Regions from separate parts of the Mus musculus genome. Here regions 1 and 2 are each linked to region 3. The links are chromatin loops, found by intact Hi-C in ENCODE. Cell type or tissue: heart. All regions are shown on one strand. Links, peaks and the distances in the headings refer to the core of each region. The heading gives the core; the rest is flanking DNA.

Evidence for each region. Hi-C counts contacts between places; a loop is a spot of excess contacts. Peaks named below come from ENCODE experiments on the same cell type or tissue, not always from the same donor. Only the 100,000 strongest peaks of a DNase experiment are listed, where the experiment ranks them.
Region 1: it touches region 3 in a loop (4-fold over the local background); 2 of 42 quality-filtered maps call a loop at or near these places.
Region 2: a loop joins it to region 3, with 5 times the contacts of the local background. A loop is called at or near these places in 7 of 42 quality-filtered maps.

What each region holds. Positions count from the first base shown.
Region 1 is chr11:20,537,795-20,547,966 of GRCm38, forward strand. It overlaps a transcript of Sertad2 not described here. Among named protein-coding and RNA genes, the nearest start is that of Gm32142, 64 kb to the left of the region's middle. In heart, for the core only: a CTCF peak has its summit at 5,035 (motif pointing right); DNase peaks (open chromatin) are centred at 5,077 and 5,177; H3K4me3 peaks cover 2,850 bases; H3K27ac peaks cover 2,332 bases.
Region 2 is chr11:20,127,982-20,138,153 of GRCm38, forward strand. No RefSeq gene overlaps it. Among named protein-coding and RNA genes, the nearest start is that of Actr2, 20 kb to the left of the region's middle. In heart, for the core only: a CTCF peak has its summit at 5,137 (motif pointing right); a DNase peak (open chromatin) is centred at 5,150.
Region 3 is chr11:20,329,295-20,339,192 of GRCm38, forward strand. Slc1a4 (solute carrier family 1 (glutamate/neutral amino acid transporter), member 4) reads right to left here and starts at 3,419. Exons shown (of 8, transcript NM_018861.3): 1 at 2,652-3,419. The coding sequence starts at 3,178. It also overlaps the pseudogene Gm12033. In heart, for the core only: a CTCF peak has its summit at 4,007; a DNase peak (open chromatin) is centred at 3,607; H3K4me3 peaks cover 2,925 bases; H3K27ac peaks cover 2,045 bases; H3K27me3 peaks cover 840 bases.

The DNA.
Region 1 (10,172 bases), core at 1,505-9,504, 210 kb after region 3:
GTTCACACCCCTGCTAAATAGTCATCTTAGAAAACTGAGGTCAAAAGCTGCTAGTGATGGCACAAGCCTTTAAAACTCCTGGGGCAGAGGCAGGAAGATCTCTGACTTCAAGGTCAGCCTGGTCTACAGATGGAGTTCCAGTATAGCCAAGGCTACACATAGCTAGGGCTACACAGAGAATCCCTGTCTCAGAAACAAACAAGCGAACAAAAACCAAAAGCAAAAACCAAACAATATCAACAGCAACAAACCAAATTCCAGAGCCAATGATGTAGCTTAGCGGGAGAGTATTTGGCTAGCATGGTCATGGTTTCCATCCCAAGAACCAAAAGCAAAGGGGAGCTAAGAATCACTTTCTGGAAGCTGAGTAAGATGGGTGGGTGTGTTCTCAGCTACTTGAGTGAGTTAGAGGCCAGCCTGGGCTATAGGATTCTATCTCAGGAACAAAACAACTTTTTTTTTTTAAAGTCATATTCAGTAGAATAAAATATATTTATGATATATTTAATTTAAATATTTTTAAAACCACACATAGGCCAAATATTTAATAGCTATTTCTAGAAAATAGTTATAGGTAATTTTTTTTCTTTGTGATTCCCCTTCCCCTCCACCCCCCAATTTGCAACAGATTAAGGGAAGTCTACACAGTTGGTTCAAGTCCTAGCCTGACTTTATTTTCACATCTCCCAGAGGTGGGGAGCAGATGAAGTTCTGAGTGGATGTCTGTCATTAATATGAGCACAGCTAAATCAAGGACCTGGATGCTTCAGACCCATGGGAATGCCAAAGCCTTCCTCAGGTCGGGCTCAGGGAAATGGAGAAATCATCCTCTGGTCCATGTGCAGATTAGGTAATGACTAAGCAGATTAGGTAGTGACTAAGCAGATTAGGTAATGACTAAGCAGACATAGAATGCTACATTATAAGCTCCTGGAACCGCAGAAAGCAGACTGTGGTCCTGCTAGGTAATGTTTATAACTGCGAGGGTCCCAGTGTTGGAAAGTGGTGATGAGCAGTGCAGACTGTAAGAGGGAATCCTGAGAAATTTGCTTTTGAAAACCTTCATCTCTACAACACCCCAGCCTTCAGATTTGGGGAACCTGCAGGTAAGGTTGCCTGAAATTTCTCAGTCCACCAGAAAAGGGGTACAGGCAGCTGGGCTCAATCACACCATGTACCTTCCTGACAAACTCCCAGTTTAGGCTTAGGCCTGCGCATACATAGGACTTTCTGAGGGCCACGAAGCTGTAAGCATTACTTAAGGTCAGAGTTCAGTATGCCAGTAATAAGCCATTAAGGATGGATTCAGCAGAGGCAAGCTTTTAAAGCAGCAGGATCCACAGCCAGCAGGGGTTATTTGGGGTGTACCTTTGTGGGAAATGACTGTTTTCAACTTGCCTGTGGAGGAGACAGTCCTAACCTGACAGCGCACGGGGAGAGTTTAAGCAACACTTTTGTCGCCACCCTGCCTTTGCTAAGCAGCACCCGGAATCTATCCCCAAAGCCCTTGGTGATGCTTTCTCTTGTCCGTCAGTCCTGATATCAAAAGGGAGCAGCACCTGCTGTCTAACCTGACTCCCACAGCTACTTCTCTCCCCTTCCATCCAACTTTGAAGAGGCCTCGTGTCTACTGCTTGCTTCCTGACTCATGATGGATATTGCAATTGCATCAGTTGCTTCTCACTGTGGTCATGATCAGCACCAGCGGCTTTCTACGAGGTGCACACATGCATGTAAGTAAACATATTTGGGCTAGTCTTGAAATAAAGCTTTTTAAAATCCTGGATTGCTTGACTGTTTCTAACTTGAAAACAGGAGTGGGCAGAAGAGGCCATCTTAGAGGAGCCGCTTAGCTGCACTCAGTCTTTAAAGTTAACAAAGGGAGCACTGGGAGATGGAGGGGTGGTCCATGGCAGCAGAAACTGTGGTGGATATAGACATACACACTACACATTACACACACACACACACACACACACACACACACACTTGCCTCTAATCTTTACCATGTGTCACTTTAGAATTCTGTGCCCTCCTTATTCCAATATTTCTTAAAGTGTGGAAGGCCTGCTAGATTCCTGCTTCTCCCCTCAGGCGTGTGTGTGTGTGTGTGTGTGTGTGTGTGTGTGTGTGTGTGTGTGTGTGTGTGTGTGTGTGAGATAAAAACCTGCTAACTCATTTGAACTAGAGATGAATCTCAATAGCATCAGTAAGTTTGCCCTAACTATGCTTCTATAAGCAGTGTTGTGGCGAACACCTTCCACTGCCAGGTGGGACCTCTACAAAGTTAATAGTTCCAGGAGTTCTAAAGGGAGGCTTATTAAGACAGGAAGTAAACAGCCAGGCAGCGATGGCACATGCATTCTGAGAGGCAAGTAGATCTCTGAGTTCGAAGTCAGCCTGGTCTACAGAGTGAGTTTCAGGACAGCCAGGGGTACACAGAGAAATCCTGTCTCAAAAAAAAAAACAAGACAGGAAGTAAACAACTCATAAATCTCAGAAATCCCTGAAACACACCAGATTCACAAGACTTCTCCCTCCCCAAGGTTATGAAAGCAGTAAAGTCTGGGGAAGAGAGAGACTCTTTCATTTAAGGAGCTGCAAGCAAACCATGGGAAAAGCTCCAGTATTTCAGCTTTGGTGAGTTGTCACCCATATTGGGGTGGACTTTCTGTGGCATGACTGCAAATGAGTAGTCCATGTTCTGTAAGTAACCCCAGGAAATTCATTGATTCAGTAAGTTGGCCCTTTGTGATACTTAGCTTTGCCCTGGGTAATCAGACATTTGTTTCTGTCTCCCCAAGAACAGCAGCACACAGCACTTTCTACTCAGACTTATGCACAGCAAATACGCAAGTGATCACAAAACGATCATAAAGTAGAAGCCAGGAGAGAAATAGATGTGAGAGGAAAAAAGAATAAGGACAGGAAGAAAGAGAGGTGTCTAATGAAGTGGTTAGTGTGTCAATACTCAAATCACCTGAACTATTGCTTAAGCAGCAAATAACCGATAGACCTGAGGGGAGACCCAGGAATCTAGCAGGCCTTCCACACTTTAAGAAATATTGGAATAAGGAGGGCACAGAATTCTAAAGTGACACATGGTAAGGATTGGAGGCAAGCCATAGCTCTTCCACCACGAGATTGCTAACCCTTATTTGGAGATCTTTCAGAGTCAAAATCTGTTCTTAGTACCATTATGGTATATACAATAATTCACTACATTTACCTATCTATAAAATGACCTCATAGAAGAATATATATATATATATATATATATATATATATATATATATATATATATATATATATATATATCTAGCTTCTGGAGAGATGGCTCTGAAGTTAAGAGCACTTTGCTGCCCTTGCAGAGGACCCAGGTTTGGTTCCCAGCACACACACAGCTGTGAGAGCAGCTTTCTTTGACTCCAGGGGATCCAATGCCTTCTTTTGGCCTTTATGGGCACCAGGCACTAACATAGTACACATAAATAATAAATACAAGCAAACACTCATCTGCATAAAATAAAATGTAGTACAGTAACCCAGATTAGGAGTAGTGGAGTGTTTTGTTTGTTTTTGCCACAGTGAGGGATCCAGCTAACATTGTTCACCTTGTACGAATCACTAGGCTGACAGTGAGAACACTAGGTCCCCTGCCCTGTATAGCTCCAGTGTAGTTTCAACACACGAAGAGAAAATGCATAAATGAGATGTGTGTTGCAAGAAGTTGCTGGCATAGTTCATTTTCATTAGTAGATTCTGGACCAGAAGGTAATCACGGAGTCAAGCTGTGTCACAATTAAGCTCCAGAAAGGTCTGGGTCCTAAGGTGAGCACAGTTAAGGAAAGCCCCAATGTGACCAGAGTAAACATTTGTCTTCATTTTTATCTTTTTCCCATTTTTAGAGCACTGTGGATTTCGGTTATCTCGGGATGAGGGTGGAGGTGGGGGAGTCTCACCCACTTCAAGACCCTAAAGCAACATTGTCTCACCAGTACTTGACTTATTTCAAAAGTGGGTGTTGGGTATTCCAGTATATTTGAATATGAATGCAACTGTTTTAAGCCCCAGGAAAACACCTCTGAATCCAGGAAGCCAAGAAGTCAAGGCAGTAGGGATGAAACAGGTTTAAGGGCCAGCCTGCGCTACACAGCAAACACTAGGACAGCCAGGATCAAGTATCGAGACTCTGTCTTAACAACACCAGAAACGAACAATGCATTTTGTAGGTAAGAAGATGGGTTTTGCCAGCGTGTTTGCTTTTTGGGGGGGATTTCTTTCAAATCCTAATGCATAACAATGGGTTAAAGTCTGTGAAGTGATTACTGGACAACAGCCAAAATATCGAGGCACGCCATAGCTCCTGGGAATGAGTACTGAGTAGGTGCACTCTGGCACTGCCTTAGGGTTCAAGGTGAGGGAGTGGGAGAGTGCAGAGGGACGTTTGGAGAAAGCTAAGATACACGCGTACTGCAAAGCCCGAACAGAGTCGTTCACACCAGTTTAAGAAGTGCCTTTTCCAGAAACCCAATAAAAGAACATGTGTTCTGAGGAGCTGTTTCAACCTGTCTACACCCTAGGCGACTTCCCCCACAAAACGGGCAAATCCTGGGCCAAAGTGATTGCCACGCCTTGCGTCTTTGGCTCCTGAAATCCCAGAGCACGTGCCCACAGGGGCTGTTTTAGCAGTGGACACTATGGACGCGGATCAAGTTTGGATCGTATCCACTCCGAATCGGTCCGCCCTGAGAGTGGGCTTGGCCGGCAGGTCCACTGGCAGGTTTCGCAAGGGGCCCGCCCGCGCGCCCCTCCAGCCGGTCCAGGGTTACGCCGCCAGCTGCGGTGCCCCGCCCCGCCCCGCCCCGCCCCGCCCCGCCCCGCCCCGCCCCGCCCCGCGCGGCCCGGCTCTCACACGGTTACTTGCGTGACTGACTCGGGCCGGGCGGGCTGGAGGACCGCGCGGGAGGAGGGAGCCAGAGCGCGGGCCCGCCCGCTCCTCACCGCCAGCCTCTCCTCCTCATTGGCCACAGGCCGGCGTCCATCACCCCCAGGTGGCGCTCGGATTGGCGGAAAGCGCACTTCTAGAACGAGGAGGGCAGAGTGACTCCGCGGGTCTCCCGCGGCTCCTTTTCTCCTCCTCCTGCTCAACGTCCACCCACCTCTCCCCACCCCCATCACTTCCCCCGCCCGGTGCTCTACAGTGTCCTTAGAAGACTCATTGGGCCAGGGGCGAAGCCAGCCACCTAGCGAGCCTCACTGCCATTGGTCTATGATCACGCCCGTCACGGCGGTACGCCCTGCCACTGGGCAGCCTCGCTGCGCTCCCGCCCCGCCCGCCGCCTCCCTCGCGGCTCTCCCCAGCCCCCTACCCCGCCCGCCTCGCCGCTCCTTCCCGGTCCAGCTGGGCGGGGACTGCCCTAGGACTCTTTAAAGTCTGTGAGTCACTGCACAACCTATCAATCCAATTAAATGTCTTGAGCGAGCCGAGCGGGCGGTGCTCCCCGCCGCCGGCCGCCCCTGCTCTCGGCGCCCCGCTATCCATGGCTGGCTGGCTGTATTCCTCCCGGTGCGCCCTCTTCCCGCATCTCGCCAGCCTCGGCAACTTCCCTTCAGCTAGCCTCTGCCCCCAGGCCGCCACGGCATGGGCTAGACCCCGAGCCGCTTCTTGCCGTCTCCCGTCCAGTCCGTGTGCGGTATCGCCCCTTTAGCCTGTCTCGCCCATCCCCGCCGTTTCCCCGACAGTCAGTCCATCCCTCGGTCGGCTTTCCTCCGCGGGGCAGCGGTGGAGGACCAGCGGGCTCCGTAGGAGCGGGAGCCCCCACCCCGCTCCTCCTCCCGCTCCTCCGCGCTCTCACTCGTCGGGATCCCCGTCCCACACCTAGGGACGCGCCGACCGACGTCCTCTCCCCGCGGCCGTACGACCCGCCCGGGGGCTGGACCCGGCGCCCACTTCTTCGCGGAAGGTGAGTACCGAGTGGGGTTTGGGGTGGGGTGGTCTGAAAAAATAAATAAAAAAAAATGTGGTGGCCGGGCCACTTTTGGGCAGGGCAGGGATCAGGTTGTGGCTGGAGGTTCCCGGTCGGCGTGGATGAGGAGGTGACTCCCTCCTTCCCTCTCTCGCTCCCCCTCTCCACCCCCCCTCCCCGCCCTTGACACCCTCCTTCTCCTGTCTTGCTGTACATGTAGGTATTGCCAGACTTCCACCAGCGGGGCATTATGCCGCCTGTGAAATAATTGGTGCTGGCATGCTCTCTGTCTTTTGAATGCCTAAGTGAGCAGTAATAGTCTGCGATGTGATCTGATAGACTGAGTGCCCCGCAGAAAGTGTAAAAATGCCTAATGGGGGCACATTTTCCTCTAAATCGAAGTTAACTTTCATTCAATAAAGGCAAAGCAAAAGGTGTTTGTAATTTGAGTGCATGGTGATAGAGGAGAATACTGGTTGCCTAATGGCTTAGTTTTTATTTTGAAGCAATTTTATAGGTTTTCTTGTGAAAAAAAATGTGAATTCAGTATTAAAGGTTCTGAAGTCTAAACCTGTTGGAAGAGAGCAGGTGAGAAGGGACTCCAGCATGGTATGTCCACTTCGGTTTTCTCTTGCTCTAGGGAGGCATTGCAACGCAGAATTCTGTCTTCGTCTTTATGCACAGAACAGCTTAGAGGTTGTTTCTTTGGGTATACAAATTTTGTGTTCTTGACTACTCTTTAAGCAACATTATTCTACAGAATTTCTTCAGTTTTTAATTTGGTTTCTCCATCTTAAATGCCTCCGGACTACGAATACCCACCACTACCTGTGTCACGAGAGTCTTGCTGTATGGATCTTTAGTATTTATTTTGAGGTGAAAGAATGATAAGAAATGGTTACTCCGAGTTGGCTTCCAGGGTTGCTGTTTAGAATTCATTAGTTTTAAGTCGCTATTACCCTCTTGAAATGGAGTTCTGCAGTAGTTGTCCACAAGATTTAAATTAGGCCAAACCAAACATATTTTGAAATATTAAAGTACAGCAAAGACCTCTTAGTAGTTCATTTTCTACTTCTCTTTCAGACTAACCAGAATAAGTTGTTACTAAATTTAATTTTAAAGAATAGACTGTTCCTGTACTGAAATCTGCCAAGTTGCTACAGAAAGATTTCTTTTTAAAGAGCAGAAATGTGGTTATGATCAGTCCAAAGTGGTGAAGTTTAAAAGTGACTTATATGTAAATGTTGCTTTAAAGAAGCACTTGTCACCAGCTTCAAGACCTTTCAGTATATTTCAGGAAGACCTACACAGAGCCTTTTTGAGTTGTTTAATAAATTTGCATGTGACTTTTTTCATGAGGCTGAAGCCTCAGAGCACAGGGCATCCTGCTGTCTGAATTTGAATTTTGCCAGTATCTTTCCCTCACTGGCTCTGTGACCTTGGACAAGTTTAAAATAATCTGGACCGTAGTGGTTTTCTCCAGTTGTTTCTCCAGAAAGGCTCCTCTTTAAAAGACCTCCCCTCCCCCAAAGATGAATAGAATGCTCGCCATCACTGCTGGAAGACAGGTATCTGCATAGACTTTCAGAGTGAAGTCACAGGGGCTGAAGAGATTGCTCAGTTGGTTGTCCATTTTCTGAACTCAGATTCTCAGTACCCACAAAAATGTGGCAGCCTTCCTGTAATGTCAGCACGGTGGGGTGGGGTGGGGGTGAGGCAGTGGAGACAAGGACTGTTGGGGCAAACTAGCTAGTTAGACTAGCCAAATTGGCAAGCACTGGATTCAAGCAAGAGACCCTATCTCAATAAAAGATGGAGAAAGAATGCAGCAGATACTTGATGCCAACCTCTAACCTCTCTGTGTACGTGCACATGCACGTGCAAAGATACAGGAATACTAATAAACATCCACTTGCCGTACACACAGGACAAGGAGTACAGCTCCCTCCAGAATCAGGCTGCTAGTGCCCATCAGGTGCCCGTCTGCCAGGGAGGCTCAAAAACCAACCAACCAACCAACCAACCAAACTAAACTCAAAACAAAATGCAAAGAGAGAGTTTTCAAATCAGGTTCTGTAGGTTCAAGTCTTAGTATTTTCTTTTGCCATTTGTGTGTCCTTGACCAAGTTACCGTTAGTTATTTCATCTAGAAAAGGAGGACAGTAGCAGCACCTACTCCATGTTGTTATGATGAGAGCAGATAAGCTCATATGTGCAGAGGTTCTGAAGTGTTTGGGATATCTTCCCGAGTTTAGCTCGTTTTTTGTTTCTTGTATACAGGTGACTTTTTAAAAGAAGTGTGTTTGTTTTGTTTTCCTTATTGCACTAGGAAATCAAATCTAGGACCTTGCCTATGTAAAAGTAAGTACTCCACCACTGAGCTGTATTCTTAGCCTCAGTAGTATATTTTTTAATGAAGGTAATAATCATTGCTGTTAATAAAAGAAGACTTTTATAAATATTCCTGATGTTTGAAATAGAGTTTATATAAAGCTTTAAAGAAATTCTATTATTAGAAGCCAGATATGGTGGCACACACCTGTAAGCCACCAGTAATCCAGAGGTAGAAACAGGAGGATTCCTGCAAGTTTAAGGCCATCTTGGTCTACATATAAGGTTCTATGGCAGCCAGGACTTCATAATAAGCCTTTTTCTCAAAATCTCTTCAAAAAGGCTACATATAGCTCAGTTGTTAAATCACTTATAAGCATGAGGACCTGAATTTGATCCCCAGACCCCACATTAATATTTCCTTATTTTATGTATACGAGTATATTGTAGCTGTCTTCAGACACACTGGAAGAAGGCATTGGATCCCATTACAGATGGTTATGAGCCACCATGTGGTTGCTGGGAATTGAACTCAGGACCTCTGGAAGAGCAGTCGGTGCTCTTAACTGCTGAGCCATCTCTCCAGCTCCAGAGCTCTCATTAAAAAGCTGGTTCTGGTGAGTACACGTGCAGTCATAGTACTGCAGAAGCAGCAACAGGCTGCTGTTCTCTGGCCAGCCAGCTTAGCCTACTTGGCAAGTTCCAGCCCAGTGGGAGGCATTGTCTCAAAAACAAAGTAGATAGTGCCTAAGCAATGATACTTGAGGTTGTCTCTGATTTCTGCATATATGCACACACATGTTCATGCTCACCTGCACACAGGAATATGCACACACACACACAAAGGAAGGAAACTCAGTTATTGGGCAAGACATACTGTATATACCTGTAACCTTGGTACTCAGGAAGCTGAGGCCAAATGATCAGAATTTAAGGGCTAGAGGGACTATATAGTGCGACATTGTTTTTGAAAAATGGCTTTGCTTCATTGGATGAGTTGAGTTGTCTACACTCTGTCACTTTTGTTTCTTTTTGAGATAAACTCTCACTCTGGTCCAGGCTAGTTAGTGTCAAACATGCTTAGCCTCCTGAGTGCTAGGATTTCAAGTGTGAGGCACCATTTTTGGCTTTCTTTCATTTAAATTTGCACAGTATCACGTGCCTGCCTCAATTACAAAATTGTTATAAAAATGGCATGATTGTTGCCTCTGGTGGCTTTCTCCTGGCTAAACAGAAGGCTTTGTAACAGTAGCGTTTCATTCCTGAGTCCATCGCCTGGTGCCTAGCAGAGCACATGGCATAGAAAGGAGCGAATAACCATGTGCAAGTGATTAAACAGGGTTTTCAAGTTGTTTATAAATAGCTGAATGTACAGTTAAGTCTGATACTGTAGAGACTGCTGTTACTTTTGAACTGAATTTTCATTTTATTTGTCCTATAGTGGCTCACACCTTTAATCCCAGCACTTGGGGGTAGGTGGGTTTTTTTTTTTTTTTAACTTTATTTTGGTGCTTAGAGAGTAAGTAAAATTTATAATTTATTTTCTATTAGTGGTTTTTATTTTGAAGACTATACTAAAGTACTCTGAAAAGGCACATCTGATATCTTCCTCTGTTACCTGACATGTCCAGGTCTTAATCATAGCCTTTTCTAACTTGTAAGCTTTCTGTCACTAAGTTGAATGCTATTCTTCATTAATGTGAACCGTACAAATTAGATCTTGAATGTGTCAAATGGTAATCGGATATAATTCTCTGCTTCAGAATTAATAAAGAGAATGTGTGAGTCTTCCATGGTGCCACTTCCTCAAGGACTGAAGCTTTGCTTCTGTTTCCATTCAGGAATAAAACTCTTTCTCTTGAACAGTCGTAA
Region 2 (10,172 bases), core at 683-8,682, 200 kb before region 3:
TTACACTTCTATTCAGCAGACAGTCCATCTCTGAGGGAAGTTAGTGCAGGAACTCAGGAACCTGGAGGTAGGAACTGAGGCCGTGGAGGGGTGCTGGTTATTGACACTGCTCACCATGCCTTGCTCGGCCTGCTTTCTTATACAACTCAGGACTGTAGCGTTTAGTTTTTGTTACCCCATTTTTAGTTCTGGGCAGACCACACTATCAACCCCACCTAGGTTTCCTCAGATCTGAAGATGAAAGACACACTAGCTCATCTTTGATATACTTTAGCTCATGGCCGGACTCTTCTAAGCCTTCCTTGGCTATCGCACTCTTCTGTTCACTCCCAGCTCAGACCCCTAAATCTGCCCTCAGCTTAGTTATGTTTCTAATATCCTGCCTGCTACCCCAGGCCCAACTGGGGAAGCAGCCAATGGCCACTCCACCTGAGATCTCACTTGGCTGATGCTCTTTCTCCCTCCCAAGCATAGTGAGGCTTTTCTCCTCTCCTGCATCTGTTAGCCTGCCTGCAGGAAAACTGGAAGTTCTGCCTATTCTGCCCAGCTCATTGGCTGCTAGCATCTTTACTGATTGATCAAGAACCAGTTGGGAAACAGAGCCTTCAGTGTTTACATATAGATTCTCAATCAAACAATTTTATACCACCACCACCACCACCATCGCACACAACAGAACCACCAGCCCTGGGATGATAGGTAACTCCCATAGTGGACTGGGCCCTCCCCCATCATCATTAATCAAGAAAATGCTGTGTAGACTTACCTACAGGCCAAGCATTTTTTTTCAGTTAAGATTCCCGTTTCCAAAATGACTCTAGCTTGTGTCAAGCTGGCATTAAAAAACTAGCCAGCCTATTGTCTAAAAGCCATTGGTAGTGAAAGACCCACATGAGGACTCCCCCACGTTCTGACTCAGGAGAGGCGACACCCCAAATCACTCACAAGAAACAGTCTTGATGCAAACCTCAAGAGGACTTTTATTCCAGGCACACTCTGGAGCCCACAGTCTTACACCACACAGGGGTAGAGGACCGTGTGGACACTGAGTAGCTGGAGAGGGGGTATTTAAAGGAAAAAAACCACAACCCAAGGGGTTAGGGAGGGCGTTATTGGAAAATACCGAGAATATCAGTGAAAAATCACAAGGGGGTACTAAAAATCACAAGTGGAGACTCCCTGCTTCTCAAGATTGTTCTCAAAATTTTAATCTAACTTTTGTGGTGGGCTAGTTCCTGGGACAGGGTCACTGAACCGGCTTGTGTAATTACCTGTTCTGTGGTCAGCCAGTTCTCGGAACAGTCTGTTTCAGGGACCAACTATTTTTCTTTCTTGGCTCCAACGTGGTCTAAGGGGCCAAACTTAAATTTTCTACCTTACAGTAGGTCTCAGGCACTCTATATATTCAGAAATGAACTCATGTTGGATTATAGAAGGATTTCTGGTAGTTAGATAACAGCCAGCATTCCTTATGAACTTTTGAAATAGGTGGCCCATCCCCAAAAGGAATTGTTTTCCTTGCCCCTGCACAAGATACTTGGTTCTTGCAGTGGTTTAAATAAGAATGGCCCCCATAGACTCACAGACTTAAATGCTTAGGGGTGGCATTATTTGAAAGGATTAAGGGGTGTGGCCTTGTTGGGGTAGGTGTGGCCTTGTCAGGGTAGGTATGGCCTTGTTGGAAGAAGTGTGTCACTGGAGCTGGGCTTTGAGGTTCCAAAAGATGAATCCTAGTCCAGTCTATCTCTTCCTGCTGCCTACAGATCCAGATGTAGAACTCTCAGCTACTTCTCCAGTAACACGTCTGCCTGCATGCTACCATGCTTTCCACCCTAATAACAGTGAACCTGTAAGCCAGCCCCAGTTAAATATTTTCCTTTATAAAAGTTGCCATGGTCATGGTGTCTGCTCACAGCAATTGAACACTAACACATTGGCACACACCTGAGGTTACGTATCAAAGCTGGTTGTTCTCCAGGCTCCTTCAGTCCCTACACACAAGGACTTGTTATACATCTGGAAACCTACATGTTAGTAGCATCCTAGCCTCTTTCACCTTCCCAGGGTTCCCGCCTTCCAGATACAGTTTTGTTTTCTATATAATGACAAGGTTTCCCCGGCTGCAGCCATCCCCTACTGTCTCTTGCTATTCACTGTTCTACGGTTTCTCACTTCTTTGCAGCTAACACTGATCATGTCCATTCTACTTCTTTCTCTGTGCTCTGGACTCTTCCAGATGCCTCTGGATATCTTCTCTCTCTTATTCACAACAGAAACCTCCTTAACCACACTATTAGGATGGCTCACTAAGCCCCACTTAAAGTATTTCATAGCTTTCCAAATCCAAACTCCCCAAATCCTCATTCTTCCAAACAAAAGCATGATCAGGCTTACCACAGCAATACCCCAGAACCTGGTACCAACTTCTGTCTTAGTTAGGGTTTTACTGCTGTGAACACACACCCTGACCAAGGCAACTTTTTTAAATTTTCTTTTTCTTTTTTATTTATTTATTTATTTATTTATTTTTGGTTTTTCAAGACAGGGTCTCTCTGTATAGTCCTGGCTATCCTGGAACTCACTTTGTAGACCAGGCTGGCCTCAAACTCAGAAATCCACCTGCCTCTGCCTCCCAAGTGCTGGGATTAAAGGCGTGCTCCACCACCATCTGGCTAAGGCAACTCTTATAAGGACAACATTTAATTGGGTCTGGCTAACAGGTTCAGAGGTTCACTCCATTATCATCAAGGTGGGAGCATGGCAGGGTCCAGGAAGGCATGGTACAGGAAGAGCTGAGAGTTCTACGTGTTCATCTGGAGGCTGCTAGGAAAAGACTGGCTTCCAGGTAGCTAGGACAAGGGTCTTAAAGGCCACACCTACAGTGACACACCTAGTCCAACAAGGCTACATTTCCTAATATTGCCACTCCCTGGGCCAAGCATACACAAACCATCGCCCGCAGGGTGTCTATTTCAGTGGTTTTTTTTACTGTGCCTCCTCACAGTCATGGACTTGAAATAATTCAAATTCCCATCAGCTACAGAGAAAATAAAATCACTTGATTTTTTTTTTCCTTTTTGTAGTTCAGCTTGGCTAGAAACTCGCTATGTAACTCAGGCTGTCCTTCAACATTTGGGAATCCTCCTGCCTTAGCCTCTCAAATGATGGAATTATAGGTATGAGCCACCATGTCTCACAGTGCTGGTGCATTTTAAAATAGAATTACTTTAAAAAGTATGTCTTGCTGGGCGTGGTGGCACACGCCTTTAATCCCAGCACCAGGGAGGCAGAGGCAGGCAGATTTCTGAGTTCGAGGCCAGCATGGTCTACAAAGTGAGTTCCAGGATAGCCAGGGCTATACAGAGAAACCCTGTCTTAAAAAAAAAAATGTCTTTTTTACTTATGTGCATCTGTGTGTGTGCACAGGCATATGGGTACCCGTAGAGGTCAAAAGATGGTTTGGAGTCCCCGGAGCTGGAGTACCAGGCAGGTGTGTGCCCTACTCAGTGTGGGTTGCTGAGAACCAGACTCGGGTCCTTTGCAAGAATTCCTGTTTTAAAGTATAGACTGCTGGGCTAAGAGGTAGCTGAGAGAGATTGTTGCTCTTGTAGAGAAACAGAGTTTGGTCCTGAGGACTTGTGTTGGGACACCTACTGATGGCAATTCCCCTAGGCTCTGCCAACAGCTACCTAGCGTCGGCTTGCATAGCCGCCTGACAGGTGTGAGCCAACCTGGTGAAAAGAAGGTCTGCTTGGTCTGTGTGTCTGTCTCTTTGTGTGTGTGTGTGTCTCTCTCTCCTCTCTTTCCCATGTGTTCCTGGCCAGTCTCTTCCTCTCTCTTTCAGTCCTTCTCTGTCCCCCTCCTTCCTCTGCCTCTATCTCTTTTCTAGGTCTCCTCCCCTTCCCACCAATAACTGCTCTTCATGCTAGGTCTGTCACATGGCTTGGTTGTTCATGGTGACACCATAGCCAGGTCTGCTAAGGTGCTCTCTCCAGCCACATTATACTGTGTTTTATAAAACATGATACCTACAATGGCTTGTAACTCCAACTCCTGGGATCTAAGTTCTTTGGCCTCCAAAGGCATCCATTTATACATCGTGTAAATCTTAAACAAACAAACAAAAAGCTGGAAGATTTTAAAGGAATTTATTATAATATACAATTTGGGAAATGGTACAGGTATATGTTAAGTCAAAAAGGTATAATACAAGAGCACATAGTGTTGACTTCCTTGATATGCTGGTCAAGAACAGGGTAAGCTCATCTCTGCTGTTAAAAGTCAGGATGGTGGCAGCTGGCTGTGGTGACATGCTGTGGTGACATGCTCCTCTAATTCCAGTGATCGAGAGGCTGAGACGCAAGAGTTCAGGTCAAGGTCAGCCTGGGCTGGTTAATGAACGCAAGGCCAACCTGGGGATACTCATCGGGAATTTGTCTCGGGCTGGTGAGATGGCTCAGCGGTTAGGAGCACGGACTGCTCTTCCAAAGGTCCTGAGTTCAAATCCCAGCAACCACATGGTGGCTCGCAACCATCCGTAATGAGATCTGATGCCCTCTTCTGGAGTGTCTGAAGACAGCTACAGTGTATATAAGAAAGAAAGAAAGAAAGAAAGAAAGAAAGAAAGAAAGAAAGAAAGAAAGAAAGAAAGAAAGAAAGAAAGAAAGAAAGAAAGAAAGAGAGAGAAAGAAAGAACTTGTCTCAAACAAATCCAAACAGTAGTCAGAACAGTGAGTAAGCAGGGAAGTAAGGGAGAACTCTCAAGGCTGCTGGAACATCCTGTATTTTAATCTGGATGAATTTGTTTATAACTTGTAATGTTTATACCTTTCCAAAGTGTCATTTAGAGAGCTAGTTAAAGCTTCAATTTTTTTTTTTTTTTTTCCGAGACAGGGTTTCTCTGTGCAGCCCTGGCTATCCTGGAACTCACTCTATAGACCAGGCTGACCTCGAACCCAGAAATCTGCCTGCCTCTGCCTCCCGAGTGCTGGGATTAAAGGCGCAAGCCACCACGCCCGGCAAAAGTTTCTATATTTTGTTACATAATCACGTATTATAATCATTTCACTAAGAAAGTGAGAACATGAGCCGGGCAGCTTAGTTTCTTGGGTGTCTACCAGAATTTACCAGCAGAGGGCAGGGCTGGACAGCACCTGAAAGTGGAGACTTGGGGGAATCCAGACTTTCGGTTTCCATCTGCTTCTGCAAATGCGAAGTGACCAACCACAGTACTTGAACCACAGGGCGTCCTTCCAGGTTAAGGTGGCAGAGTCAAAGGGCAAAATGCTTTCAATCCATGTGTAGGGTCCCAGTCGCTACTCTCCCCATGTGAGGACCATTGCCCTCTGCCCTGTCATAACTGTTCACTTTGATGGTCACAACATAAAATAAAACCTTCTCTACTGTCTTCCACCTCCCATGACACAGTACCCCTCCATCACATTGCTTTCACCTTCCAGTCCCTCCTTCCGCCTAGAACATGCTGCCCTCTCTGCCCTGCCAGGCTCTTTTTTTTTTTTTTTTTTTTTCGAGACAGGGTTTCTCTGTGTAGCTCTGGCTGTCCTGGAACTCACTTTGTAGACCAGACTGGCCTGGAACTCGGAAATCTGCCTGCCTCTGCCTCCCAAGTGCTGGGATTAAAGGCGTGCGCCACCATGCCCGGCCACTGCTGTCTCCTAATGCAGCCCAGAAACCAATGTGTCCTTCATGAAATTACTTTTGCAAGGGCCGTCCTTGAACCCTTTTCCAGACCAGGTGTCACTTGTACTCTGTTAATAATTTCCTACTGTCCTTACTGTCCTTGGGATGAAGTTCAAAGCCCACTGCAGAGCCCCTAAGGCTCTAAGTAATCTAGTTGTTGGCTAGGATCTCACCTGTCTCCATTCTATACTGTTGTTGAGGCAGGGTATCAGGTAGCCAGTGCTGGCCTTGAACTTGCCTTGTAGCCACGAATGACCTTGAACTCCTGATCCTCTGACCTCTGTCTCCCAGGTGCTGTGGTAATAAGCATGCCCACACCTAACACTCCATTCTTTTGACTGTGCCCTCCTCCAGTAAGTCATTCCCAACCATAAAATTGTATCATTGCTACTTTCATAACTGTAATATTTCTACTGTTATGAGTTACAATGTAATTATTTTTGGAGATAGAGGTTTACCAAAGAGGTCGTGACCTACAGGTTGAGAGCCACTGCTCTAAGTCTATGCACACTACCCCCTTCCCTAACAGGACTTCTTTCCTTCCATGTATAATTTAAAGCATTACCCACATCTGCCTACTTGCTTATTTAATATGTGTCTCCTACTTGAGACTGTGCATTTTAATTAACACCAGCTGAGACTGTATCTGATTATTCATTCTTCTTTTAAGCAAGTAGGACCAAGCATTTGCTAGATTTGGAGTAGATGCTCATGTTTGAGCTAGCCTCTTAAATATAGACCTTGATCCCATCAAGGCAAGAGGTGGATGGTCTTTCTTGCCGCAGACCCTCTGGGTCCCTTTGTCTGCGCGGAACGGGTCTCTGGGTGCAGATGGGCAAGGAGTTGGCGGGTGACAGACAGACCAACACACGAGATTGTGTAGAATCTGAATGTATTGTCACAAAGTGAACACCAGTCTTATATAGTACAGAAAATAAAAGGGGTAGGAAGTCACAGCAGGCAAAGTACATTGAAGTTGCCTGACACAAAACAAAGGAATGACTTCAAAAAGATTTACAGGAACCAGGTAAATGTTTACAGTAAAGATAAAGCAGTCCTGCCTAGGGTCAACTTAATGACAGGTAAGGATTTCACACTCTAGTGCTATACCTTTGAACCTTGTGAAGGCTAGCACCAGGGGGTTCTGCTCTTAGCAGACCTCATGAATAATGCAATACCACAACCCCTCTATTTCCTAGGCCTTGCTAAATTCTTATATGAGTGTAACTTTTAAGTATCTGGAGAATCTCCATTTGTCAGAAGAATTCACCAACTTGCTTCCAATATGTAATGTAGCCTGTACTGAAGATTTCTATTTCAGTGGGATTCCCTGGCTTTCATGGTAAACACTCTGTAGACCAGCTTTGAGATGCTTTGGCTCCATCTCTTGTAATGCTTAATTAGCTACTGAATGGGTAACTTCCTAATTGCATTCCTACCAGATTCCAAGATCAACGGCTTCTGGAACCTTGGAACACTGGCGAAGGCTCTGGCTATGTCAGAATTCAATCTTAAAAGGCACTTATAATAAGATAATACTAAAAGAGAGCATGTGGATCCATACAGCAGACTAATGCGGGGATAGGGTATGAGTATACAGGTTAATGAGAACACCAAAACTCCAGGAGGTGAGTTTCTGTGAAACTCTGCCTCATGAGTGCTTCTAGGCTTCGCAGCCTGTCAAGCAGACTTCACTCGAGTGAGTGGCACTTTCTGTTACTTTAGTTTAAAAAAAAAATCAAATGGGGGCTAGAGAGATGGTTCAGTGGTTAAATGCACCGACTGCTCTTACAGAGTTCCTGAGTTCAACTCCCACCAACCACATGGTGGCTCACAACCATCTATAATGGGATCTGATGCCCTCTTCTGGTGTGTCCAAGAGAGTGACAGTGTACTCATATACATAAAATAAATCTTTTTTAAAAATACTAAAAAAATTAAAAATCCAGTGAACTGAATGGACCGAACGGACTGCAGCCTGAATCTCTGACCTTCTCATTGCATCTCTCACTAGGATATGTCCATGTTCTGTGCCTTCTCAAACTTGCAGCGGGTCCACTGATGCAGCTCTGGCTCTGGCTGCAGGCGTTCAGGACCAGAAACCAACTCTGGTAGCTGACTCAGTGTGTGACCCTGTGCAAGGCACTTCATTTCTCAACTTTACCCTTTCTACCTCTAAAATGTGAGACTAATATTATATTAACTAATACTACATACAAGATTTCAAAGATATGTGTGTGCACATTTATATACACTTGCACGTCTTTAAATACTCTAAAGCTATATCCTTAAAACTTCACGGCAGTTGCTGGGCCAATCAGGGTTATATAGAAAGATTCTATCCCAAACAACAACAACAACAACAACAACAAAATTGAAAACAGATTCCCAAATTGATAAAAACCTTTGTCCTCAGGTCCCCTCTGTTCTGGGTGGGCTGCATTCGGTAGCTATGGCAGTGACTGTGAACTGCCCTGAAGTAGTTGGCATCAAGCTGTGTGCTAATATCCACTCCCACAGGGTAGCACTGGAGAGTAGAGAGTAGGTAGCTCAATTGTCTTTATGACAGTCCTTATTAGAATAAAAATAAATCGATGTCACTTGAAAACCTCTACTGCAGGATGAAGTGATGACTTAAAAATAAGCCCTGGAGAGAGAAGTCAAGGCCAGGCCAGGCCATTCAATTTGCTTATCCCTTTAGAACATATGCTGTGATGTCTCTCTATCCTGCAGTTAGTCAATAAATATACAGGAATGAAACTTCTTAAACACAGGAGTGCAGATTTGAATGGTTGCCCTGGGTCACTAATGTAAATGATTAACGGGTCACAGTTGGTTAGAACAAACTAAAACCCTTGGTTTTACTCTGTGTGGTGTGGCTTCTCTGTCTTTGCTGTCATTCTTTAACATTCGTTAGTGGCTGCACCTGTAGGATCGTGTTATTATTTTACTGTATACATCAGATTACGAATCTGCGGGAAACGTGTTAGAAGTACAAAAGGAGAACTCTATTTTGTTACACTTATTTTAGGTTGTATGTATGATGTTTTTCCTGCCTGTATGTCTGACCACAAGCATGTAGTCTCTATGAAGGCAAGAAGAGGTGACGGATCCCCTGGAACTGGAGTTACAATTGCTGTGGAGCTGTCTAACAGCCCTTAACCACTGGACCACCTTTCCATCCCTAGTCTACTTACTTTACGAAGTCCAGTTAACTAGTGTCTGCATGGAACAGAATGGTTTCCTCTCTAATGCACAAGGATCCAATGCAATGAAGCCAAGCCTCCCAGTTGTAGCCCAGAAACAGCCAAGCTACTACTTTCAATGAGTGGATGGCTGACTTTGGCAACAGTACTAATAAGGGGCAGTGACATGGTTCAAGCCTGAAAGCCTGCTGACCTGAGTCCATCACTAGGATCTTCAGGCTACAGGACTAGCTCTTCCACGTCATCCTGTGACCTCTGCACACATGCACACATGCACTAAGTGAACAAATGCAGTAACATTTAAAAAAGAAAAACAACATGTTGTGATTATGCTTTTAAACACATTTTATTTTATACACTGTAGTGGTTAATATTGACTATTAACGTGACTGGATCCAGAATCACCCAAAGACAAAGCCCAGGGAATGTCTGTGAGGAAGGTTCTAGAATGAGTTGAGGCAGGAAGACCTTCTCTGAATGTAGGTGGCACTGCTTCATGAGCTTGGGGTCCTGGATGGAAACAGAATAGAGAAAAAGGTGTTGCGGTAAATATTTAAAAAGAGCAGACGGGGCTGGAGAGATAGCTCAGTGGTTAAGAGCACTGACTGTTCTTCTAAAGATCCTGAGTTCAAATCCCAGCAACCACATGTTGGCTCACAACCATCTGTAATGAGATCTGATGTCCTCTTCTAGGGTGTCTGTCTGAAAACAGCTACAGTGTACTTTCATATAATAAATAAATACATCTTTAAAAAAAATAAAAATAAAAAGAGCAGGCACATTCCCACTCTAGTGCTAGCACTGGCTGGCCACAACACTGTGCCCCATGGGGTCCCGCTGACTCTGTCCCATATCCCAGTAACCAAATTGAACTGTCAGCCTTGTGGTTAGATATCACAACTTCCAGCAACCCGGTAAAATAAAAACTCTTAAAGCTTACAGTTAACCAATCAGATTTATGTATCAGAGTCAATTGATAATGATAAAAGCTTTATCCCAATTATTCTAACATTATGATATCATAACTACCCGTGGCTGGTTCAAGCCACGCTGGTTCACATCTGCCTCCATTCTCCCTCTCCCCTCCTCTCTCCTGATATGCTGTCTCTGCATCACTTAGCTCTGCCTCCCTTTTGCCTGTCCAATCACAGGCCTCCTCTACACTAATGAAATTGGACAGGGAAAATCTTGCAACAAAGATGAACCCCATCAGTCCTGCCTTGATGCTTCCTGAGTGTGGGTGCAGCAAGACCAGCTGCCTCCATT
Region 3 (9,898 bases), core at 1-8,000:
TGCTAAGTATTTATCAGCCCCGGTGTTTATTGTCTCAGAGCTAGTTAACAAAGGGTTCTCCTTTCAGATCTCGGTACCCCCTATAAGGATGGGAGCTGAGGAAGGCCTGGGGGATGGTAGGCTTGCACAGCTGGTGTTCATCATGATATTGTGTATATGTATGTTTTTAAGCTTAAGGCCAGCCTGAGCTAGATCCAGGGCAGCCAGGGCCAGAATGTGAAATCTCATTTTTTTTGGGGGGGGGGGAGGGGGATGGTGGTGAGGAAAGGGGTTTGAGACAGGGTTTCTCTGTGTAGCCCTCGCTGTCCTGAAATTCACTCTGTAGATCAGGCTGGCCTTGAACTCAGAAATCCGCCTGCCTCTGCCTCTCAAGTGCTGGGATTAAAGGCATGCACCACCACTACCTGACAGAATCTCATTTAAGAAAAACAAAAAACAAAAGAAAGACAATTGACCCAGAGATCCCCTTGATCCAGGTAGCATTTCCAGGAGGCTTGGGCGTGTTTCCTGTCATAAGCTACTCTGAGCAGTACAGGCATACTTTCCTTCACTTAAGTGCTTCATCCAAATGCCCAGCTCGAGTGAAAGGGCACCGACCTGGCTTATGGTAGTTCCTCTTCTTGGTTCTCCTTTTGGCTCTCGGCAAACATTTCTGAGACAGTGACATTAGACCAGGATATACTGCCATTACTATACATTTTGTCTTGGAGAATGAGCAAACCGTAAACCATGGAGCAGAAGACCTATGGATCTCCTAGTCCACCCTGCCCCATGAGAGTCAAACTTAGGGCCATAAAATCACTCTACCATTAAAGCGTAAACCCCGCCCTTGGTTAAGATTTCACTAGTAGCTCAGGCTGGACTCAAACCCTGCCTCCTAAGTAAGTGTCCCAAACACGCTCAGCCCTAATCTTTGCCTACATTTCCTGGGTTGGAAGCAGGATTGCACGACTTGCCCTGCCCTTATCACGAACTTCTAGGTCAAGTGCAGCTAGCTAGTAGAAGCATTAGAAAATACTACCCCATCCTAACAGGCCAGGGAAAGCTCTTCTGGGGAGATGCAACAAGGGTTGCCCTAGTCTCTGAGAAATGACACCTATACTGATTCTTGAGACATGACACTGGGTCACCATTCACTTTAAAAGCAGGAGCTAGAAGGGCTTGGGTCTAAAACCACGGCCATAAAACAGTAAGTTGTAAGTCCTTTCTTGGGGTGATGGCCATAAAGTGGTTCTCACTCCTCCTACCCCCAATTACTGGTCAGTTCCTTTTTCAATGATGGAAGAACACCATTAAGGCTCCTGTGTTACCATAGAGAGGCACAGATGAACATCATACTCCCATTTGGGCCACAGATGGCTCTACAAAAAGAACCCTGAAACCCCATATTTCTCTCCCTGAGGACAGAACAAACCAAAGCTACTCTGGGCTTCAGTAGAGTTCTCTATCTCTGAACACATCTACAGTTATGTCTCAAACCTTAAGACTCTTGGACTACCAGGCCACCTGGCAGGCGCCAAAGCCTACAGTTCCATCGAAGTTCCCGTAGGCTACCTCCACTTGCTCTGTTTGCAGGAACTTTTGGTCTTTTTCAGCAGATTCCCCCACCCCCCCACCCCCCCACCCCCACCCCCCGTCCAATACCATGTCTCGGTTTTTTGTTTTGTTTTAGATGAACAAACTCTTGAAGTGGCAAGACAGCTGTCACATTTTCCACATGAAGAAATGGAGACAGGAGAAAGACAAGTCACTTGCCCAGAGTTCTCTGGTTTTCACCACCTCAGCAATGAGGAGCTTTGCCCAATGACTCAAGACAAAATATACCACTAAGGCTCAGAAAGCTGGAAGGCAAGCCAGCTGGACTCCTCGTTCAGACGAACCTGGTTACATTAGTAAACGCCTGCAGACTAATGTTTTCCCATCTGTGAACTTTGGATTAGTTCAAATGGAGAGGTGAAGCTTTGAAAACTACACTCTATCATCCCAGGGGATGAAATACAACTCCTGAGTGGAGAAAAAAAAAAAAAAAAAAAAAAAAAAAACAAGCAAAGAAAGGTGTGTGTATCTCAACTCTCTGGATCTCCCCGCTTTCTACAAAGAAATAACGCTAGGCCCCATGATCCTGACCAAGAACGTCCACAACCTGTCCTAAGCCTGAGAGGCAGTCACGTAGCTGGGCAACGGGCTCCACATAACTAACTCCAGTTTTATTATTCTTGGACACATCCATAATTCTGCTGAAAATTGCCAACTTCCTTCCAGACCAAAGGCTGAATCAGAGAAAACCTCAGACTACAAGCTGGATAGCTCCTCTGGTGAAAGTCACTCAATGTCCTGGAAGCTTTGGGGTGATGTAGGGGAGAAAACAGGAACAATTAAAAAAACGAAACAAAACAAACAAACAAAACTGAGAGAGCCCAGTGTAAGGAGTAAAGCACAACTGAGAAGGTATACACTTAACATCCCACCTAACGGAAAATCGGTTCCAGCAAAAAGCTGTGGCCTCCAGTCTTTAAAGGTGTGGCCAGCACGTAGCCCAGACGTAAATATGAAATTTAGTGTTAAGGGCCAACAGTAACTGAATTAACTCTAGGTGATATGAGTGCACGTGGCGTCTCCCGCCGTGCCTTTGGCGGGGTGGAGAGCAGTACCTGAGTAAATCGAGGAAAGAGTCCACTGTCTCTTTGGAGACCGGAGGAGGCCCTGAGTTCTCCAGCCCCAGGCTGCTGGACTGGAGGGTCTGCGCGCCCGCCCCTGGCTTGATGATGAACGCCAGAGCAACGGCGAGAGCCGAGGCGCTCAGCGTGGTGAGGCCGAAGTAAGCAACAGCGATGCCACCCAGACGCCCGAGGGAGCTGGCATCCAGGGAGGCGGCTCCCGACACCAGGCTGCAAACCACCAGCGGCAGGATGATCATGCGCAGCATGCGGAGCAGCATCTCGCCCGGGAAGGCCAGGTAAGTGATCTGGGTGCGGGTGAGCTGCAGCCCCCTCAGCGCCGCGCCCATGCCGGCACCCACCAACACTCCCGACACGGTGAGCAGCACCAGCGCGTGGCGCCGAAAAAAGCTAGCACAGCGCTGCGATTTGCCCATCGCCGTCTCGGGCGTTCGGGGCCCGGCCGCAGGCTCTGCCTGGGTGCCGTCGAGGTAGCCGTTGGTCTCGCCGCTCTTCTCCATGTCGTTGCCCACCGCTCTAAGCGGTAACACTCAAGGAACTTGGAGAAAAGACCGGTTTCGAATGAATGGATCAGGCGGAGACAGTGGCCTGTGCCAGCTGCGGCTTCCGAGCTCTGTGAGTCCCTACAGGAACACTTTTCAGAAAGATAAAAGAGAGACGTGGGTTGTGGGTTGGAGCCCAGGCAGAGCAGACCGCGCCGCGCCCAGCCTTCTTTCAGAGCCGCTGCAGGCTGGAGATGATGCAACGCAGGAGGCACGCTGGAGGCTGCAGCCTAGGAAGGAGGGCGGGGCTTGAGCTCGCCCCGCCCATGTAGGCGCACCTCCGATGTTACGACCAATTAGAACCCTGAATATCCGTTCCCCACCTCCCTGACGTTTCCCAGGTCCCGCCCTTCTCCCACCCTCCGGGAGGCACAGCAAAGAGAGTGAGAGACAGGCAGGCTGGGCTCTCCCGACGGGGCGTGAGGCCATCGGCCAATCCTGTCTCCTGGCAGCTTTCAGTCCTACTGTCCAGGCCTCGGGGAGAGAGGGAGGGGAGCGTCTGGAACGCCTCGGCAGTTCTTCTCCTCAGCTGGTGGAGGAGGGGAGCCCTCGGAGGTTGGTGCCCGCCCTCCGCTAGGGAGTCCGGAACGACCCAACCTCCATCCTGCGGGAAATCCTTTCTTCTAAGGGCTCTGTAGGCTTTCCTGGTACAGAGACAAAGGAGTGGGTGGATGGGGGAAAGTCTCATTGCGTGCACGTACAAGACTCTAGCAGAGCTTTACCCTTAGGTGACCAGCGAGTCCGGGTGGCACTATGCACAGTGCCAAGGGTGAGCCACTGCGTGCACTAGCGCCCTCTGGGGCGAGTCCATTGGACTCTGGGGAGAAGCCTGGTGTGTGCAGGCTGAAGACGTAAAACTCTCCCAGAGAAACAGAGCTCTAACGCCACCACTTTCGGTGGCGTGTCTGCCATGTAACTTAAGCTGAAACACAAGCGGGATTTTAACCACCCCCTTCCGGGTCTCCAGACTTGGCACGCCAACAGTTCAGTCAAGTGTTTGGCCAGTCTGAAAGATGGTTCAATGGATTTTTTAAAAATGCCATTTATTTACTATCTTCCCGGGCCACAGCAGATAAAAAGGGAAACCTTGGCAGTCGTTTATTGTGTTATTTATTTATTTATTTATTTATTTTTCCCTATTCTGCTTTTGAAAAGAACTACCTCCCCAGACCTCCAAGAAAGCCCTAGTTAGGTGTAGCTGAGTTAAAGAGGAAGACAATGTGAAGTAAAGTAATTTTGAAGTATACCATAACAGAAACCTGTGCAAATCAATATGTCCTGTCGAGGTGTAAAACGTCCAATTGTTGAGACAGCAAAGAGTTCCTTACATGAAGCCATTTAGCTGTCATGTACAGCTTGTTGAAATAGGAGCTTATTGGTGGGAGGGAGGTGTGTTCATTAGATGAGGACCTATACATATTTTTATCTTGTTTCCCAGAACATGGTTTACCTCTCTGTGCAAGGATGGATGATTCCTACAGACCCATGTTCCTCATTTCCAGGTAGCTCTGCCTCCTTTTTCCTAAGCTGCTGCTTTTATGCAAAAGACTGAAGTCATGTTCCAGAAGTGGGTTTCCAATTGCCTGCTTTACAGCTCCACCCAGACATTCTGCAGCATCTCAGCTCAGCATATTCCGAATCAGATTTGTGATTGTCTCCTCCAGCCTGTTACTGCTATCATTATGATCTGCCTCTGTGAACCTTCATGTTTAAGTTTTCTCTAGTCTGATCTGTTGTTAAGCCCCATGACTCATGTTGAAATGTCCTTTCTCTCCTCTACTTCCACTAGCCATGCTGTTGACTGCATGCTAGTGCTTGACAAATTCTTCCTTTGTGGCCCAAGCAGGCCTTGAACTCAGAATCTCCCCTGCCTCTATGTAGAGATTTGGTTTGTTGCTATGTATTGTAATGCTAAATACTGGCCCTTGTTGCCTAGGGGACTAGAAGATCCTCACAGTACATCAACGTGATACTATGTAACCTTGCCCCTCAAGTTATCCCTGATTGGTCAATAAAGATGCAGACAGCCTATAGCTGGGCAGAAGAGAGGCAGGTGAGGTTTCAGTTCCTGGGCTTGGGGTCTGAGGCAGGACCATGAGAGGGAGGAAAGAAGGTGGAGAGAGGAGACACCAGGGGATAGGTAAATCATGAAAACATGGCCATAAAGGCTAGCCAGTTCAAGTAAGAGCAGCCTAGGCAGAACGTGGCAAGTTATATCTCGGGGTCATTGATAGGGAAGTAGGCAAAATAGCTTAGAGGGGCGACATCTGCCCAGCTCTAGTGCTTTAAAGGCTTCTTTTTTTTTTTTTTTTTTTTTTTGGGTGCAGCGAACTTTATTGATGGTATTCAAGAGAGTAGGGAGGGCTCCCTAGGCCCCTCCTGTTATTATGGGGGTCTGGGATGGAAATTGTGAGGGAGATGCTCAGTGTTGGGGGCCGAGTTGGGATAGGGCCTCTCTTGCTCAGTGTCCTTGCTGGGGTGGGTGGTCCAGGGTTTCTTACTCCTTGGAGGCCATGTAGGCCATGAGGTCCACCACCCTGTTGCTGTAGCCGTATTCATTGTCATACCAGGAAATGAGCTTGACAAAGTTGTCATTGAGAGCAATGCCAGCCCCGGCATCGAAGGTGGAAGAGTGGGAGTTGCTGTTGAAGTCGCAGGAGACAACCTGGTCCTCAGTGTAGCCCAAGATGCCCTTCAGTGGGCCCTCAGATGCCTGCTTCACCACCTTCTTGATGTCATCATACTTGGCAGGTTTCTCCAGGCGGCACGTCAGATCCACGACGGACACATTGGGGGTAGGAACACGGAAGGCCATGCCAGTGAGCTTCCCGTTCAGCTCTGGGATGACCTTGCCCACAGCCTTGGCAGCACCAGTGGATGCAGGGATGATGTTCTGGGCAGCCCCACGGCCATCACGCCACAGCTTTCCAGAGGGGCCATCCACAGTCTTCTGGGTGGCAGTGATGGCATGGACTGTGGTCATGAGCCCTTCCACGATGCCAAAGTTGTCATGGATGACCTTGGCCAGGGGGGCTAAGCAGTTGGTGGTGCAGGATGCATTGCTGACAATCTTGAGTGAGTTGTCATATTTCTCGTGGTTCACACCCATCACAAACATGGGGGCATCGGCAGAAGGGGCGGAGATGATGACCCTTTTGGCTCCACCCTTCAAGTGGGCCCCGGCCTTCTCCATGGTGGTGAAGACACCAGTAGACTCCACGACATACTCAGCACCGGCCTCACCCCATTTGATGTTAGTGGGGTCTCGCTCCTGGAAGATGGTGATGGGCTTCCCGTTGATGACAAGCTTCCCATTCTCGGCCTTGACTGTGCCGTTGAATTTGCCGTGAGTGGAGTCATACTGGAACATGTAGACCATGTAGTTGAGGTCAATGAAGGGGTCGTTGATGGCAACAATCTCCACTTTGCCACTGCAAATGGCAGCCCTGGTGACCAGGCGCCCAATACGGCCAAATCCGTTCACACCGACCTTCACCATTTTGTCTACGGGACGAGGCTGGCACTGCACAAGAAGATGCGGCTGTCTCTGGAACAGGGAGGAGCAGAGAGCCTAAAGGCTTCTTATAAATATATTGGTGTGTGTCTTTTATCTGGGAACTGAATGATCCAGGCAGAGTAGAAACTCCCAAGTAATATTATTTACCACAATACCTCTACTTTCTGATCGCAGGTATATGTCACTGCACCTTGTTTATTTCCATACTTCTCTATCTAGGTGTTAAACAATTACTGGTTTGGGGTATTTATTTTCTGGTGTCTATGTCTGACCAGAGGAGAGCATTGGGTTTTCTGCTCTATCATTGTCTGTCTTACTCCTTTGAGATGGCCTCTCACTGAACCTGGAGCTCGGCTGGTGATCCTCTTGTTTTTGCACCACAGCACGGGGTTATACAAGTGCTTGGCCACACTTAACTTTTTGAGCAAGTGCTGGGATCTGAACTCTTACCCAACAGAATCATCTTTCTAACCTCCTTATTTTGGCTTTTGAAATTTTGTCTTGTTTGTTTTGAAGCAGAGTTTCATGAACTTCGAGTTGGTGTTGAACTCTCTATGTAACTACAGATAGCCTTGAATTCCTAATCCTCCTGACTGTACCACACACACGCTGGACTTACACGTCATACAGTAACTGCTTTTAACCGCTGAACCATCTCTCCAGCCCCCTCATCCCTTTCAGAGAGAGAGAGAGAGAGCCTTGTTATGGAGCCTAGACTAATGTCTAGAATAAAGAGAAAGAATAGGATGGCAGTTACAGAAAGAGCGGGCTGAGAAGCACGTGCTGGTGAGGGTGGGTGGAGAAGGGAGCCTTATACTTTGTTGGTATTCAGATTAGTATAGCGTTACAGAAAATGCAAATCAACATGGCAGGTCCTTAAAAATCAAAAGCCATTTCTTTGATCCAGGGATTCTAGGTATGGTCAAAGGAAGTGAAATCAGCATATTGAAAAGATATCGGAATTTAATATTTTACATTTATTGAGTATGTGTGTGGGCACTTTGAGTGCTTCTGTGGATACCAAACAACTTGTAAAAGTCTGTTCTCTCCTTCCATCATGATGATTCCAGGGATGGGTCTTGGATTGTCAGTGGCAGGTGCCTTTACTCAATAAACCATGTCACCAGCTGGACATCTGTGCTTCTAGGCACAATACCCACGAGACAGAACCAAATTAGATGTTTATCAGTGGATGCATAGATAAAGGAGACCATTCCAAAAGCTAAATCTATACGAACCTGAAGGACATTATTAAATGAAACAAACACTGCATGATCTCACTTGTATATGCAGGTTTTTTTTGTTTTGTTTTGTTTTTTGTTTTTTAAAAGCATGATTCAGAGGCTAAGAATTTGGCCAGGATGGAGCAAGAGGCAGGATGAGACAGAAACAGAAGACTTGTCCCTAGTTTTAGGAAACAGCTAAAGTATGTCAGCAGAAATTTTCTTTTTCTTCAAGAAGACTGGTGAAGCAGAAGTATTGGAGAGATGAGCTGGCCAGCGGGGACGTAAGTAATCTGGTTTCTAGGACTCGTGGGGAGAAACTTTGAGTTGGAGATTTCATTTGATGATATGTCAGATGTTTAAAGAGATACTGAGAGCAAATCCCTGTGCAAGGCCCATAGAGGGAGAGAGGAAGAGTTAAAGCTAAGCATAGTGGCTCATGCCCGAAATCCCAGCATTCAGGAGTCTGAGGCAGGAGGAATGTTCAACAGCAGGCTGGGCTAGATACTAAGTTCAAGGCCAACTGAACTTACACAGTAAGTTCTGGTCTAGCCTTCTCTACAGAGTGAGACCCTGTCTCAAAACCACAAGCCAAGCCAAAATCCAGAACAACAGAGCCAACAAACTGCCCCCCACCGCCCCCCTACACACCTTTTAATTGGAGTAGGGCATAATGGCTCAGATCTGTGAGCCAAGACTTGGGAGGCTAAGACAAGGGACTGAGGGTTTGAGGGCAGCCTGGATATTCAGAGTGCCAGGTTTGCTTGGCCTATGGGGGAAGACCTTGCCTCTACCTCCCACCTACAGGGAGTGGTGGTGAAGATGGTTTCCATGGTTACCTAAGATGCATATTCCTGAGGCTAGAACAGTTGAGGGGTCTAAATCTCAGCAAAGGACCCTTTCCTCCCTCCACATTCCATTATTTAATTATGACGTATGTATAAGGGTTGTGAGTTAACAACTCAGAATTAAGGTAAAGCCCCAGGTAAGATTTAGCACTAGCTGTACAAAGCCTGTTAATCGAGTCTGTCTGTCTGTCTGTCTGTCTGTCTGTCTGTCTGTCTCTCTTCTCTCTCTCTCTCTCTCTCTCTCTCTCTCTCTCTCTCTCTCTCTCTCTCTCTCTCTCTCTTTGAGTCCTTCTTTCTAAGTGCAAGGCTACAAGGGGAGAAGCTTGGGGAGATAGAGTAGAAAAGTAGAGAATTTCTATTAGAGAGTATCAAAGATCTTATTAGAATTTTGGCACAATAATTCATTGAAGTAGATTAAACTCTAGTGGGAGAGATATGCATGGATACCTTTAACCAGCTACAACCTATGGTCCCCAACCTGACTGCAGAATTTGAAAAGGACAGATTACAAATGAAGAAAGGCAGGTATAGTACTGCACACCTGTATTCCCAGCACTTGGGAGATGGAGGCAGGAGAATCAGGAGTTCAAGGCTAGCGTTAGCTACACTGCAAGCCTAAGGTGGCCAGCCTAGGCTTTATGAGAGCCTGTTTAAAAACAACCTGAAAAGCAAATGTTATCAATATTTGTGTGATTCTGCCATAGGACCCAACCACTTTTTCTTCTCATTTTCCCCTGCTTGGGGCTGGAGAGATGACTCAGCAGGTTAGAGCACTGGCTTCTGACCTTGCCCTGCTTGACTGAGACGTGACCTAAGAAAACGGAAGGAATGAAGAAAGAACAAGCAAGCACAGAAGAGCTGAGACCAGGTGGGCTGTGCACAGTGTCATGGAGCTGGGCTGGCTGTGAAGCAGCCTAGAACCCCAGTGTGTCTGTACAGCACAGGCAGAAGAGTTGGCCAGTCTAGGAAGGAGGTCTCCTTAGGCAGCAGTCCTTCAGGCTGGAGTATCTTCAATCCTTTGTGAACAATCATACGTGTTCACACTGTCAGTATGATGCACAGACAGACGTGCACACAGAACATCCATATG